Regions from separate parts of the Homo sapiens genome. Here region 1 is linked to region 2. Evidence: chromatin loops called from intact Hi-C (ENCODE). Cell type or tissue: endothelial cell of umbilical vein. All regions are shown on one strand.

Region 1 (8,000 bases), 120 kb after region 2:
AGTGAGGCAGATCTCTTGAAGCCAGGAGTTCGAGACCAGCCTGGCCAATGTGGCGAAAACCCGTCTCTTACAAAAATACAAAAATTAGCTGGGCAGGGTGGCACACACCTGTAATCACAGCTGCTCAGGAGGTCGAGGCAGGAGAATCACTTGAACCCAAGAGGCAGAGGTTGCAGTGAGCCAAGATCATGCCACTGCACTCCGGCCTGCATGACAGAGTAAAATTCTCTTAGGAAAATAAAAAATAATTAAAAACTATCATCTAAATGAAAATAAAATCGAAAAAGAGAGAAATCCTGTGAAAAATACAGTAAGAGATATTGACATATTTAGGCCAAAAAGAAGAGTAAGCAACATGAAATGAAAACAAAATTTAAAAGAATGAGAAAATATTAGATACAGAAGATAAGCAAAAGAGATCCATCATACATGTAACTGGAATCCTGAGAGAATAAAACAAATACAATGGAATAGAACAAATATATAAAGATATCAATCATAAAACAGCTCTGAAACATATAATTTATATAAATATATATTTATTATATATATGCATAGATAATCTATATATTATAATAAAAGGACACATTATTCAGAAAAAAATAAATTAGAATGCTCAACAATATGGTCTATTCCTGTTTAAAGGATGTTAAAAAAAATGGTGAAGTCTAGCAAGAACTTTAAATAATTTCTTGGGGAAAATAATTCAGGCTGTATTCATATAACTCCTCAATGTCTTATAATACTAGAGGACAGTAAAGCAATACCTACAGGGTTCACAAAAACCAAAGCATGGGCTAAGAATTTTATATCTTGCCAAGCTGTTATTCAAGTGTGAAGGTTGTGTATACAAGAACTCAGGAATGTTGGTTCCACAAGCCTTCTTGAGGAAAATATTAAAATACAAACTTTACGCAAGCGAAGTCAGGAAAACTGCAGCAAAGAGACCATAAATGAGGACTGAAATATATTTCTCTTAGAACTGACACTGAATAAAAGTGGGGATAACAGTGAACAATCAGAATGTAAATATTACATGCTCTGAAGTTATTGAAATGATACAACCCATCAAAACAGGAAGGGCATTAAGGAAAGAGGTAGAAAGTAAATAAATATTCTGATTGTCCTACCTGTCAGCTGGGAATAAAAATATTTGAAGCTGACAAATCAATTAATAGAAACATACGTATATTTAAGAATATAAGAGTAAATACTAAAATGATTTTATTTTCTAATATCAAATGGTGGAAGAAGGAGGGTGCATGGAAGAAGATAAAATGCTAATTTTATCATTTCTCTTAGTAGGATCGATACTGTAAGACAAAGGGTATAATACACAATTATATTCATGAAAGCAACCACTAGAAGGAAAAAAAGAATTCTGAATTATCAGAAAATATGCAGGCCGGGTGCAGTGGCTCATGCCTGTAATCCCAGCACTTTGGGAGGCCAAGGCAGGCAGATCACTTGAGGTCAGGAGTTCAAGACCAGACTGGTCAACATAGTAAAACCTCGTTTCTACTAAAACTACCAAAATTAGCCAGACATGGTGGCACACAGCTGTAATCCCAGCCACCTGGGAGGCTGAGGCAGGAGAATTGCTTGAACCTGGTAGGTGGAGGTTGCAGTGAGCCGAGATCACACTACTGCACTCCAGCCTGGGCAACAGAGTGAGACTCCATCTCAAAAAAAAAAAGAAGAAGAAGAAGATATACAAGGAATACAAAGCAAGAGAACAAACCATGTAGTAAGTTTTCAAACATGTGAAAAATGAAAGAACATTAAGATTCTAGGTACACATTTTTATAGATGCATAAAGAAACTCTGAAAGGATAGAGTTTACATTAAAAAACTAAAAAGATGGTTGCCTATGTAAGAGGAGAAGTGGGAAGAAGAATGTAGGGAAAGTACTAGGCATATGGGGGAAAAGGATGAGACAGATTTTTCACCATTCTATTTTAGTTTAGGATTACCTAACCAGAAAATCAAATAAAATAATGTAAAAAATATTTTCAATCATTAAAAACTAGGCCAATTTTTTACCTGTTGTCATAGTTAAGCTATTCCCCATATTTCATAACTAATACAAAGAGTGATCATTAGATATTTGTCCAAAACTTTGGGTATTTCAACATTTTTCCCAAGAAAGCAGTTATAAATTGAAATTTTTTAACTAAGAGCAAACCACTAATCCAAATGAGTTTTTTGGACTTTTATTCATCTCATTTATAAAATGAATCATTATGATGAAAAAGAAGACAATGAATTTATAATTAACAAGTTACTATGGTTTCATGTTCTGAGAACGTTAGTCTTCTTTCACATCTTCACATAATAAGTTAATTTTACAACCCGAATAATGACTAAAGACCTCTACAAAGTTTTTCTGAGGTTACAAGCAATTTATTTATTGTTTTTGTAACATATTTATTGTTACTATTCTTAGGCAGGATAATCATTTGGAAATTTGAGCATGTCAGTATAGCTGCTCTCCCAGGTACATGAAACAATACATGTCTTCACAGTTGACATTTAAGCAATCTTCAATTGTCGAAAGGTGCATCCAAGAAAAGCTATCTGCACACTTTTCTAATTTACTATGACGTACCTCCTAAGATCATCTGAGGCCTATTATTTAAAGTCACTAGAAACTTTCTTTCCTAACCAATTGCATTTAATCATAAAGACAAAGACCTATGAGAAAAGTTTTCACGGAAAGGTTTCATAGGACAAACTTAACTATTATTTCTAAAGCAAACACTTCAGCAGGGGCTACACATGATATGGAATCCTGCAAATTATTTGTAGTCTAAAATATTTCTTTTACTTTTGCTTCACTAAATTATAATTTATGTAATATAATAAGAAATATTTGGGGCTCAACGCTTTGGAAACTGTATAAGCCAGAACATTTTCAGCATCAAGTGACAGAAAAATGTAAGTGAGAAGATCATAAAAGATAAATCTCCTGTTAAATCCAGGAATTTAAACAACATCATCAGAACTCTGTTCTCTTTCCTCCTTGACTTTGGCTCTGCTTTCCACTGCTTTGCCTCAGATCAGACAGGATTTGAAATGGCTGCAGGTATCCCTAAGACCATGTGGATTAGAGATGTCATAAACCTGAGGACTCTGAATTTGCCCACTGTGAGTTACATGCTCATCCCCATAGCAATCACTGAGGTCAGCGGGATGCAGCGCTCTGATTGGTCAGGCCTGGAGGGTGTGCTATGGAGGATTAGGAAACATAAATATGCAGCCAGGCCACACCGGTTGTTATGAAATTGGGGAAGAGATGGCTCCCATCTCTTAAAAGGAATTGGGGAAGAGATGCTGAAGTTTATCTATACATTTTCTTTTTCACTTACCTCTGATGCTAAGATATCTAACCTAGTAGAATTAACTTTAGAAGTTCTGTAAAGTTGTCTTTGAAGCCTTCCATCATCTCATTTTAGAACCCTAAGTTATTTTAGGGAACATTGTCTGGCTTAAATCCTGAAAATTGCGTCTTCCAGTGACACTTTAGATTTCCCAGTGACAACCATTTACTCCCTTTAATTGGCTCCAGAAATGCCTTCCTTCTGGAGGCAGGAACAAACACAAGTTGACACCCTTAAACTGAGTGTCAGGGACAGGCATGTGCCCAAGCATGGAAAATCAGAGGTTACAAGGAGACCTGATGCCCATCATTTATCTCAGCCACATCCTCCTCTTAAAGAATATTCCCTGTCTAGTGCAGCCCTCCAGGTGAGGCAGCCTTAACCTTTGCTTCAGGCCCAAAGACAACTACTGCTGGGTCCTGGTCGTCAGGATCCTGAGTCCTGCTCAATTCCTGGCTGCTTGCTTCTGCTCCTCCAGCTCCGTATTAGCCAGTCACAAGTTACCAAGCACATTCAAATACTTGTAAACCTCCTTTGAGGCAGAGTATAGTTCTCATTTTATACAGATTAAAAATTAGTGCTGAGAGGTTAATTAATTGCCTGGTACGGCACAGGTAAGCAGGGAGCCAGGTCTGCCGCCTAGGTCTCATGTTTTTCTCCCTATATCCAGCTTCCAGGTTCTCTCTGGGTCTGGCTCATCTTATGCCTGGTCTTGGGTACTGCCCTCAGTCTTACCTTGTCTTTTCTCATCTTGCATTCTCATCTCAGCTTCCTGCCCAACCGTTATACATTGCATAACTTTCTTCCCAATATGTTTGCTCTACAACAAATGGTATTATTTTTCGAGTGAGGCATTTTTTGAGTTATAGTTCTAAGAAGGAAGTGAAGGCATGTAGAAGTAGACAAGAGGAGTCATGAAAGAGAAAGCTCTCTCACCAGAACTATTAGCATTGCTCTTTATCTTCAGGAAGAGAAAGAAAAGGTTTAAAAATGGAGGTCCAGAAACAATGGCTACTGTTCAGGGGGACACTACAATAACAAAAAGAGAGAGAAACTCAGTGTCAGATCTTTAAATGAAAGAATTGATATGAAGGACATTTGCTTTGGCACATCTAGAAAAATATGAGAAAATAATATATTGTAATTTATTTGCAATATATTTAAGCTGCTTATGTGGATGGCTTATTAATTAGGCCAGGAATTCAGCCAAGTCCCATTGATTTATACAACCAAAATTCTTTGTTTAGCTTATGATGGATGATACATAAATGCTGATGATTAATCTCTTGTAAGTTTTCCCTTTTTTTAATTCCCAGAACACTACAGTTTGCCTCAAGTGAGTTGATGCTCTTCATAGCCTAATTGTCATATTTAATTTGTTAAGTCAGAGATACCTTCTCTCTAATCAATGATTACACACACACACACACACACACACACACACAGAGCCTTGTAATGAGCTTCTACACCTGAGGATTTACCAACCACCAAAAATGACTTAAATCTGGGCTTTTACTTCCGATGTCTCCAGGTCAGAGTCTTAAGACTCTGTGTGTGTGTGTGTGTGTGTGTGTGTGTGTGTGTGTCTGTGTGTGTCTGTGTATGTAAAGCCATGTATGAAACCCAAAGTTGTTATTAGATCCAAACCATGGAGTTTGGGATGGTGGTTTCTAGAGTTAATGGATCAAAAATAGTTAAGTTCAAACATTCATCAGGTTTGAAATAAACTGTAATGCTCTTCTAATACAGTAAAAGGATCCTAGCAAAAATTCTACATTAGAAGGTAAGAATTATAACTCTCCAAGTGCATGTTGTTATATAGTTTAAGAAGTACAATCCATGGTGTGGAATGAGTTACTAAACTAGAAGATTGAGCTTCTGACACCAATTTTGCCAAAGTTACTAATACTGTGACCTTTGGCAAGGACGTCATCTCGCTGAGCCTGATTTTCACATCTATGAGTGGGAAGGATACAACCTGTTCAGAGGACTGTGGTGATGAAAAACTGTGACAAGGGAGGTAGCATAAGAGGCAGAATGACTAGCACATGGTTCCTTCTTCTTTCCCAGTTCTATTTAAGACCTAAACAGGATCAGTGAAACCCACCAAGATGTTGGAACATAAGTAGAGTCTGGAAAAAAAACCATAATATAAACACATATATTTGAAAAATAGATAATAGCATTAAATTATTTCAATTTTGAAAAGTATAGTAATTTAAAATGAAATTAATTATTTCTGCTTCCTCAAGCATGCCCATGTCTTCTGTATTTTTTTTTTTTTTTTTTGAGACTGAGTCTCGCTCTGTTGCCCAGGCTGGAGTGCAGTGGCACAATCTCCACTCACCGCAAGCTCAGCCTCCTGGGTTTACGCCATTCTCCTGCCTCAGCCTCCCGAGTAGCTGGGACTACAGGTGCCCGCCACCACACCCAGCTAATTTTTTGTATTTTTTAGTAGAGATGGGGTTTCACCATGTTAGCCAGGATGATCTCTATCTCCTGACCTCGTGATCTGCCCGCCTCGGCCTCCCAAAGTGCTGGGATTACAGGCGTGAGCCACCGCCTCTTCTGTATTTTTGTGGCTACTTTCTGTTATGGATATTTGTTTTAATATAAATATTCCGTTTTACCTGATGAAATATTTCTGTGAGGGCATTCTTTCTAATAAAATTGTCACTTATTATAAAATCATCACTGGCAATCTATCTTTTTTCACATTTTCTTCATCTTTACTAAGCCATTCAAGCGTGGTTGGCATTTCTTATTCAAAACACATCAATAACACTGGAGGCCAGAGAACACTTATCTTTTTTTGTCAAATTGAAGTCAGCTATTGTACTATTTGGAATGTTAATGGAGAGCTTGTCAGATATTCAGATAATAATGAAATGTTTATCAAAATCATTATGCTCAAAAAAACAAAAGTTCAAGATTTCTAAAGTAAACGAAAAACAAAAATTTTTGCAGATTAAGTCTACAATTTCTAATGAAAAGAAAAAAAATTAATATATGGCCACTACAGAACAAAATATACTAAATCCAGGTACAACATAACTGTTAATTTGAAAAGGTAAAACGGTGAAGGTTATGCCAGCTTCTTGTTCCATAGTTAAGAAAAATCCATGTTTTAAATATTACCTCCCTCCTCAACAAGGTAAATTATTATTCATGTTAAATGTCATCCAAAGTAAAGAATTTGCCTAAAATATATTTTCTCTTTTTCTAAATATGCTGAATGAGTGATTCGTATCCTCCCCATTTGGGGAAGGAAATGTCATATTTTGGTTGAAAATAACTTCCAATAGGCTACATGGGGATATAAAAGATAAATTTTTAAAAGGGTATAGTAAAAAAAAGAAAAAGAAAGAAAACAACCTTCAGCCACTCTTTTACAGAGTTAGATGGATAAGAATATAGGTTGGATTGGTCATGGCTAATTACATTAAGAATTAAGGAAAATGGGCAGGGCATGCCTGTAATCCCAGCACTTTCAGAGGCCGAGGCAGGTAGATCACCTGAGGCCAGGAGTTTGAGACCAGACTGGCCAACGTGGTGAAACCCTGTCTTTACTAAAAATACATTAAAAAAAAAAATGGGCATAGTGGTGCGTACCTGTAGTCCCAGCTACTCGGGAGGCTGTGGCAGGAGAATCGTTTGAACCCAGGAGGTGAAGGTTCAAAAAAAAAAAAAAAAAGCCATACGCGGTGGCTCACACCTGTAATCCCAGTACTTTGGGAGGCCACGGCGGGCAGATCACAAGGTCAGGAGTTCGAGACCAGCCTGGCCAACACAGTGAAATCATGTCTCTAAAAATACAAAAATTATCTGGGCATGGTGGCAGGCGCCTGTAATCCCAGCTATTCGGAGGCTGAGGCAGGAGAATCGCTTGAACCCGGGAGGCGGAGGTTGCAGTGAGCCGAGATCGCGCCACTGCACTCCAGCCTAGGTGACAGAGCTAGACTCCATCTAGGAAAAAAAAAAAAAGAATTAAGCAAAGTCACCCAAAAAGAATAATTCCCAAGTCAGTGAAACATAAGTATAACCCAATTAAAGGTAGTAATATTGCTGAAGAAATTATGTATTAAGCAGAATGAAAGATCAGCTAAAAAATCATAGGAGACTCTTTTGAAAACATTGGCAGTGCCTACACAGATGGTGTCAAGAAAAAGCAGTAAATTTAGCCATCAGGCTCTCTGGTAATAAACTGGTTTCCATCTAGGCCTGCGTGGAGACAAAGCAGATGTGGCCATGCTGATAATTGGATTCCAGTTCTTATCACACAGATAATGGTAAAGTAAGAGATTGGCACGATGACTTTTTGCATTAGTTTTAAGAATTTGTTGGGAGTTTGTTTCTTTGTTTTTAACAATGTTGAACCCACCTGTGGAACTGACCGAATTAGGATTTTTAAGGCTGTCCAGCTGAGGACCAGCCCCTCAGCACAACAAAACCTCCAAAATGACTTCACCCCAGGAAGTCTCTTCTCTCAGGGGACATCACTGCGTGCACTCACCTGTGTCCCTGTACCTTTCCATATGCTCTATTAGGGTGATGCTTGCACAGATGAGGGATCTTGACAAGATAGATTACTGAATGGATGGATCAGCAGTTTTCAAGATC
Region 2 (8,000 bases):
TAAAAGAAAACAAAAATGGTAGACAGCATTGATATTTTAATTTAGTTACCAATGTTTTCCACGTGTTCCAAAATTTAAAAATTATTTCTATGGACTCAAAAGACTCTCTAAAATGTTATGTCATATAACAATCCCTATAAGATATTTTCTCTAAATATCTACCTGTAATGGTTCATGATTTCTACATTTAAGGCATAATTGAATAAACATTATTTTACTTTCACCTTTGTCTCTATTTTTATTTAACCTTAAAATTTACATACTGGAAGCTCAATTAAAAACAGTATATTATGCCAAAATAAGTCAATATATTTATAAAGTACAAGATTTTAAAAATCACTTTCTAAACAAATATCTAAAGGTCTTTAGTCTATTTTAGCAAAAATAAGAAAACTATTGCACAATTGTTTGATAGGTTTAATGAGTAGCATGATTTTAATTGCCAAAACTTAAGTGTAGAATTCTAGTACCAGCAATTTTGATAAGCTAAAATTCTGTTTGAATCAATATTGCATTTTAAATAGACAAGACAATATCAGCAATGGAATAGGGAGTCCCTCATATCACTGCTCTGAATGCAAACTATACAAAAGACCATAATTAAACAATTTGGTTGTCATTAGTCATGCAGATTTTAGATTTAGAGTTTCTCGCTTTGACAATTCTAAGCCTTGAACACTGAAAATGTACTAAGTCAAAGTACAAGTTAAAGTGATAGTACCAAAATGCAATTTCTTCTTTATTCAATGAAAAAGCAGTCATTTTAGTCAGTTAGATAATGATTTTTAAAAGAAAGAAAGAAAGAAACTTGGTTAATGATTATTTAGTGGCTCTAAATAAACACAACTCAAAATTAATTTTGCATGTACATATTTTCATATATCCTTCTATCAATTCATGAAGATCTACTGTTGGATGACTCTATCACCCTTTTCTGAAATAAAATGACAGATTGATCTCTGAGACCAACTGATACAGTGAGTCAGTAACTTTGCCCTAAAGTATCAAATAAACACAAAATCACTTTTCAAATTTCTTAAAGACATATGCATAAATCCACCAGCATACATCTTCATACATTCAAGTAACTACAGGAAACTAGAAAAATGCAAACAAAACAAAATAAGCAAAACATCCTTCTAAGGAGAAGAAAATCTAAAATAGGTTGTAATGAGAGACATAATTTTCCCGGTACTGATGTTCATCCACTCATTAGGCTAAAACACAAATCATCTGCTGACTGCTAATGTTTAATTTGCATCTATGCTAATTAATTTTGAGAGCTGTTATTTGCTTTGATAGGATTACTTGTTCCGCTAGAGAACAACCTCACCAAAAAGCTGTAATTTCTAAATCTTCAATGGATCTTAGAAACAGATTTCTAGCTCATCCAAATAATGTAAAGATGGCTTCCTTTTTGAAAGTTATTCTCTGCTATATGTTCTTTGCATTATTGTGCTCTTACACTAATGCACTGTAAAGCCATGTATTACTTCAAGAAGTAAGAAAATATACAAAGAACAATATTTAAATACACAAACATCATTAAATACAATCAAATGGAGGAAAGCAGAAGGAATTTTTACCTCTAAACAAAGTTTGATGTAATTTTCTTTAAAAAAATATCAAACAGGGACATCAAATTTACTCAGGTACTGAATTTTTAAAAATAGTGTGTAAATACAGCATTAGAGATATAAATCTTAGAAAATCTCTATTTTGCATAGTGTAGGATTCTTTCAGCTGTTATTATAGAAAAGCAAATATATTAATATTTTCATTTGAGATCTGCAAATATACTAAGCAATTACAACGGCCTGTAAAATTCATATTCATATTTCTCATTTTTATCCAAATGTTAAATCTGATTTTTAAATTATGACAATTAAGATAAAGCATACAAACAGTGTGGTGCTGAAACACTAAACAGGAACTAGTAGCACACACAGCTAAAAAAAATGTAAGGGTGTAAATATCAAGCTGAATAGCATTGCAATTAACGTCTGACTTAGGTAATTACATCCCATGTTTGACATAATGCATAATTCTTGACCCATTTTACTAAGGGCTATTATGTACTATGGACTATTCTGTACTCTCAGGAGAAGTGAACTGTGAACTGGTTAATTTAAAGCCAAAACTCTCCAATAAGTTTGATATGCTGTTAATATTTTTATCACGTAAACATTTTTTCTTATAGAAATATCATTTAAGCAAAAAGAAGCACAATAAAGTATAATTATTTATTATCATATTAATCATCTCATTGCTTTTCCAAATCTAATCACAGAGAAAGAAGTATCAGTCTTATTTCTCTCTCTGCTTACCTGAGGGAAATTTTATTTGTGGCAGTATCCCGGCAAATGGCTTTCTTAGTTACCTTTCTGCATATCTGAACCACATATCTAAACAGCACATACAGAATGCGTAAAAGAAACCATGTAATATGACAGTAAAGTGACTTCTCCAGAAGTTACCTTACTTTAATAACATGTGCAAGTACAAAAAATCATTCGTCTTTCAACAAGTTGTTAGCTGAGGTAGGCACATTTTATTTTTCGAGAGAAAATCTTTCTAAAGGAAACTAGCCCACAAAGGCGGATAGCACCAACAATTAGTCACGTTAATAGTCAAATCTTTTGGGGGGAAATAAAAAGCAAAGAGCATACTCACATTCCTTTCAGGCGCTGCCACATTTTTTCAGTCTGTTCTCCTGTAAGATACTTAAAAGTGGTGTTTTCCAATTCTTCAATCTCTGTGGCACTAGACCCCATGATGATGCTCCTAAGACAATACAGTTACAGTCAGTTTCAGCAGCTAGAACAAGCATTCCTCAGTCCATTACAAATCTTACACACTTATACAGTAGCCTCTCTTATCTATCAAAACAGTGCTGATGTACAAAGCTGAGGGAAGACTCTGACAGATTTGCTATTGACTTTGACAGGCATATATCCACTGCTCACCACCTCACCACCCCCCTAAGCAGACAGCAGTATAAACAGATGCTCTGACCTCACAAGAACAATCCGTACATGTGAGCCTGCTACTGTACTACTGACCGACTGAGTACTCAAGCTCTCCCCAAAAGCAGCTCATCTGTTACTGTTCTGTGCACTGAAGCACATCAGAATTCCTACAGTTTACGAGCTCTATTATGCACAAGAGAAACGTGAATGACTTTCGCGCTCCAGAAGAAGCTGAATTCCTCTCTACCAACAGAACAAGGGCAGGATGTAATAAGGAAACAGATGGTAGGAGCCAGTATCAGCAGCACCACCATGAGAAAAAAAAGTGCCTGTTTAAATGCCAAGGTTTTTTTCTCTAAATTGATCTGAAACTAACACTTAAAAATGTATCATCATCTAACAATAAATGCAACAAATATTAATGATAACAAAGAGAAAATAACATCTAAAGCCATACAGAAGAACACAGCTCCACAGGTTGTTATTGCAAGAATATGTACATCAACTGATGCTGTAAGCATGCTTATTCACCTTCTCCTAGCAACTCCACACAGTAGGTAACTGCCAATTTAACCAGTGGAAAATACGGCAGCTGCACACAGCCTGCTCTATGAATCCTTTGGGGATTAAAAAATAAATAAAATGAAACTAGTGTAAATGCACTTGTGTGTGTGTGTGTTTTTTGAAGGAAAAGGGAATAGATTTGTGTGTGTGTGTTTATGAGAGAGAGAAGGAGAAAGGGAGAGAGGGACAAGAGAGAAACTGATGGTTTGCGGCTTGTGCATTTTAGAAGAGAAATGAGAGAGAGTGGACATAAAAGGAATCAGAACTGAGTCGTCTGCCAAGCTCCTAACACATGGCGAGCTTTCTTTGAAACAAGCACAGACCTTAAGTATGAGCACCATAACAGCTCTTGCTATCTGCAAGCTGCTATAGAAAATATACTTATAAACAATATTTCTTCTTGTTTGTTTGAAAACCCAGATGTAGTTTTATTTCTTCTTGCAAGAAAACTTGCCTGTTACTATGAGTTTTAAGGTAGAGACATTCAAAGATTGGTAATAACATCCAATATTTGTTGAATATTTCTGATGTTTCAGACAATGTTCTCAGTACCTATTACATATTACCTTTTTAAATTCTTACAAGATGCCTGTGAGATAGGCAATACTCCTGTTCAACAGTTGAGAAAACTGAGAAACAGAGACATTCTCCAGATTTAAAGCTAATTCTTAAAAATGGGAACTATTATTAACAATTAGTCTTCCAATGTAAAATTACTATGTCTATACAAATGACACTGATGCTATCTAGTAGTCAGTTATAATGTGTACGTAAAAAGGACCTTTGCAAAATGTTATAGAAAATGGCTTCTGATTTGCAAATTATAAGAGGGTAAATCAAGTGAGGCTTCCATTTTCCTTTCTCAGACAAGATATTTCCAGAATTCAATCTGAATGTAATGTCTTTAGCTAGCAGACAGCTTTGTGAAATTAAAACTTCATTCCTATAAGCATTTACCAGAGTTGTCAGAAATAAGTGAATCTTTGCCCTGAAAGTACCAATTTTACCCTCACTGTGCCTTCATTTGTAATCTTAGCTATATTCATGTAATAAACTGTTACCTGATATTTCTTTAATGAAACAGTCAACAAACATCTATGTTCTGCTTTCAAAGAAATATTGCAGCCAAAAATCTCCATAGATAGCAAGTACTCTATAATTATTATTTTATGAATCAAGATACCTAAGTCCTTGAGGCTATACAGATGATTTTCTAAATATGACATGAAATGTCAAGACCTCACATTGACCAGCTTACCAATAACATTGCAAAGTAAATAAAGAATGAGAACTATTCTACTTAAGTATATGTCTAAGAATCTTGTTTCAATACTACAATTCATTTGCCCTTTGCTTTCACTATGTAACTTCTATCACACATTGATATTTAAGACCTCAAGGTATACTAATTCGGTCACTTACTAGAAAAAAATCCTTAATCATTTCATTAAATGTTTCATAAAATAAAATTTTGAATAATAAACTAGATAAAATAGCTTATTATTTAAATCCTTGACCAAGATAATCTTCATCCTTAGGAAGTATCAAAAAGTTACTTCTGTTAACATAGAGAATTCAAATCATTTTTCTTTGTTAGTTTACAAAAAAATTCAATATAAGTTCTGCAAGGGAAAATTGAGAAAATAGTCATAAAAATACAGTAAAAAATGATCCAATTTGTATGTCCCTCATTTCTCATAGTTTCCATTTATTTTGCTTTAACTCTACAGTCAGGTAAATTATCTCTATTAGAACAAGTAGTTCCTTCATTCCTGTTTACCTAATATTTTATTAGGAATGGTGACAAAAATGTATAGAATGAATTTAGTATCTACTATTGCCAAAATGTAATATAACATATACTCTAAATCTAGACTACCTGGGTTTGAATCCTTATTCTTTCACTGAAAGAATTATGTGATTTTTTACAAGTTACAATTTTTGTCTGTTTCTTCATGTATAAAATGAGCATAATAATAACATCTCCTCATAGTGTTCATGCACTGAATGAGTTAATACAAGTAAAGAAATTAAAACAGTTATCTGGCACATAATAATTGCTTAATAATTATTAGTTCTTATTATTATTGATAATATTACTTGATTTTTTTCCTTTTCATTATAGTGTAATTATTCAATAGATTTTAGTGACAATTATTTCCCAAATCATTTGTAATCATTGTTTTTATGCATTGCTGGTGTTCCTTTTGTTTAGAAACTACATCCTTATTTATAAGCAAAATTGTTCTAAGTATTTGTGTCACTAGGTTTATTGGTTTTCGTATTAAGGTTATATTGGCTGATGTAGTTTGGATCTGTGCCCACTCAAATCTCATGTTAAAATATAAGCCCCAGTTCTAGAGGTGGGGCCTGGTGGGAGGTGATTGGATCATGGGGGTGATTTCTAGTGGTTTAGCACCATCCTCCTGCTGTGGTCATGTAAGATGTGCCTGCTTCTCCTTCACCTTCCGCCAAGATTGAAAGTTTCCTGAGGCCTCCCCAGAAGCAGCTATGCTTCCTTTACAGCCTGCAGAACCATGAGCCAATTAAACCTCTTTTCTTTATAAGTTACCCAGTCTCAGATATTTCTTTATAGCAATGTAAGAATGACTAATACATTGGCACCATGTAACAAATGGTAAAGAAAATAATTTTAATTCTTTAGCCAGTAAGCCATCACTCAATGACAAAGATAAATGATGACACATTCAGAACACCAAATTCAGAAAGCATACCATTCAAATACTCGTTAAAAATAATTACATGAGTTAATATACCTGAAAAAAGAAAAAAAAGTAATTAATGAGAAAAATCAGAAACATAGCAATGGAAAATCATAAACAAAATCCCAAGTTAGCATCTGTGAAGAAGGGCTAGGAAGAAATCAATTCAGGTGAGAACAAGAAATCATAGGGATCAAAAATATGGCTTCAAGAAAAAGTGGATTAAATTCATCAAGAATATTTAAAAACAAAATACTGTTTTATTGATAATAAAAGTACATTATGTTTTCACTGACAAGAAAATAATTTAGAAAATATCTTAATTTCTGAACAATATCGCAGACTAAGGTACTCTTAAAACTTCCAGACCAAAAATAATTTTCAAATATTGGAAAAATTCCAATAAATATTATTTTGAATGCATAACTGAACCTATATAAAATGAAGTCCAAAATGAACAGGGACAAAAAAATTAGAATTGTAAGGACATTTATCAAACATAGTAATCTACAGCCTTGTATTATAATCAGTATATAGGAAACAGAAAATAAGGGTTTGGGTCTGTACAGTATGAAGACTTGAAACCAAGGTCCTCCCAGAAAGATAGAAACCATAAAAGGCTACCCATGTAGTCAATTTGTGGACAAGAAAGCGTTAAGTGTGGCCAAGAGATACCTGAAAAAATGTTCTCTCTCAGCTTAGTCTCTAGGAGAGGAAAAACAAAATAAAAGCATTCTTTGATAGATTTTAACAATGGAACTGCCATCTATGAGTTTGATTAAACTTAAACTACCAGCTTTGTCTGAGAAACAGCAAAACTTAAAATGATCTTGGGTTAGTGGCATCCAAGGTTACCTAGAATAAGGAAAGCAAATTTCTTTGGAGGAATGAATCCTGAAACACACCTCTTAAAATTCTTACAGATAAATCTAGTCAAATATGAGCTTACAATTCAAAATTATAAAACACATAGTTAATCAAGTCATCACTAGTAAGAGTCACTAGACAAAAACTAATAGAACCACACCCTCATTTGTTTATGAATATCTGTTGCTATGTTTCTGATTTTTCTCATTAGTTACTTTTTTTTCTTTTTTCAGGTATTGTAATTACCTAATAAGTTATAACAATGTTTAAATTTTAAATAAATAGAAAAAATTATTGGTCAAAACATGACCAATAAAAGATATTCTATTTTTTTAAAGGACCATTCAGGAAAAGGAAGTAAAAAGAATTTTTTTAATTAAAAAAGAACCATTGAAATTACATATTCAATGTACAAGGTAAGAACAGAAAGAGAATTAGCTAATAAGAAAAATATGAAGAGGCTGGGAGCCATGAGTCATGCCCATAAACCCAGCACTTTGGGAGGCCAAAGCAGGCAGATCACTTCAGCTCAGCAGTTCAAGATTAGCCTGGACAATATGGTGAAACCCTTTCTCTATAAAAAAAAAAAAAAAAAAAAAAAAATATATATATATATATATATATATATATATATATATATATATATATACACATATATATATACACACATATATATACACAAAAAAGCCAGGCATGGTAGTGTGTGCCTGTAGTCCCTGCTACTTGGGGGGCTGAGGTGGGAGGATCACTTGAGCCCAGGAAGTTGAGGCTGCAGTGAGCCTTGTTCATGCCACTGCACTCCAGCATGGGTGACAGAGAGACCCCATGTCAAAAAAAGAAAAAAAGAAAAGAAAAATCTGAAGAAATTGCCCAAAAT

Evidence for each region. Peaks named below come from ENCODE experiments on the same cell type or tissue, not always from the same donor. Only the 100,000 strongest peaks of a DNase experiment are listed, where the experiment ranks them.
Region 1: a loop joins it to region 2, with 2.3 times the contacts of the local background. A loop is called at or near these places in 4 of 110 quality-filtered maps.

Annotation. Positions count from the first base shown.
Region 1 is chr2:182,639,335-182,647,334 of GRCh38, forward strand. LOC124907914 (a long non-coding RNA gene) reads right to left here and starts at 5,548. Exons shown (of 2, transcript XR_007087328.1): 1 at 4,317-5,548. It also overlaps a transcript of PDE1A not described here. In endothelial cell of umbilical vein, no CTCF peak of the experiment used is centred here; a DNase peak (open chromatin) is centred at 3,187.
Region 2 is chr2:182,519,603-182,527,602 of GRCh38, forward strand. It overlaps a transcript of PDE1A not described here. Among named protein-coding and RNA genes, the nearest start is that of PDE1A, 97 kb to the left of the region's middle. In endothelial cell of umbilical vein, no CTCF peak of the experiment used is centred here; a DNase peak (open chromatin) is centred at 3,239; H3K4me3 peaks cover 524 bases; H3K27ac peaks cover 602 bases.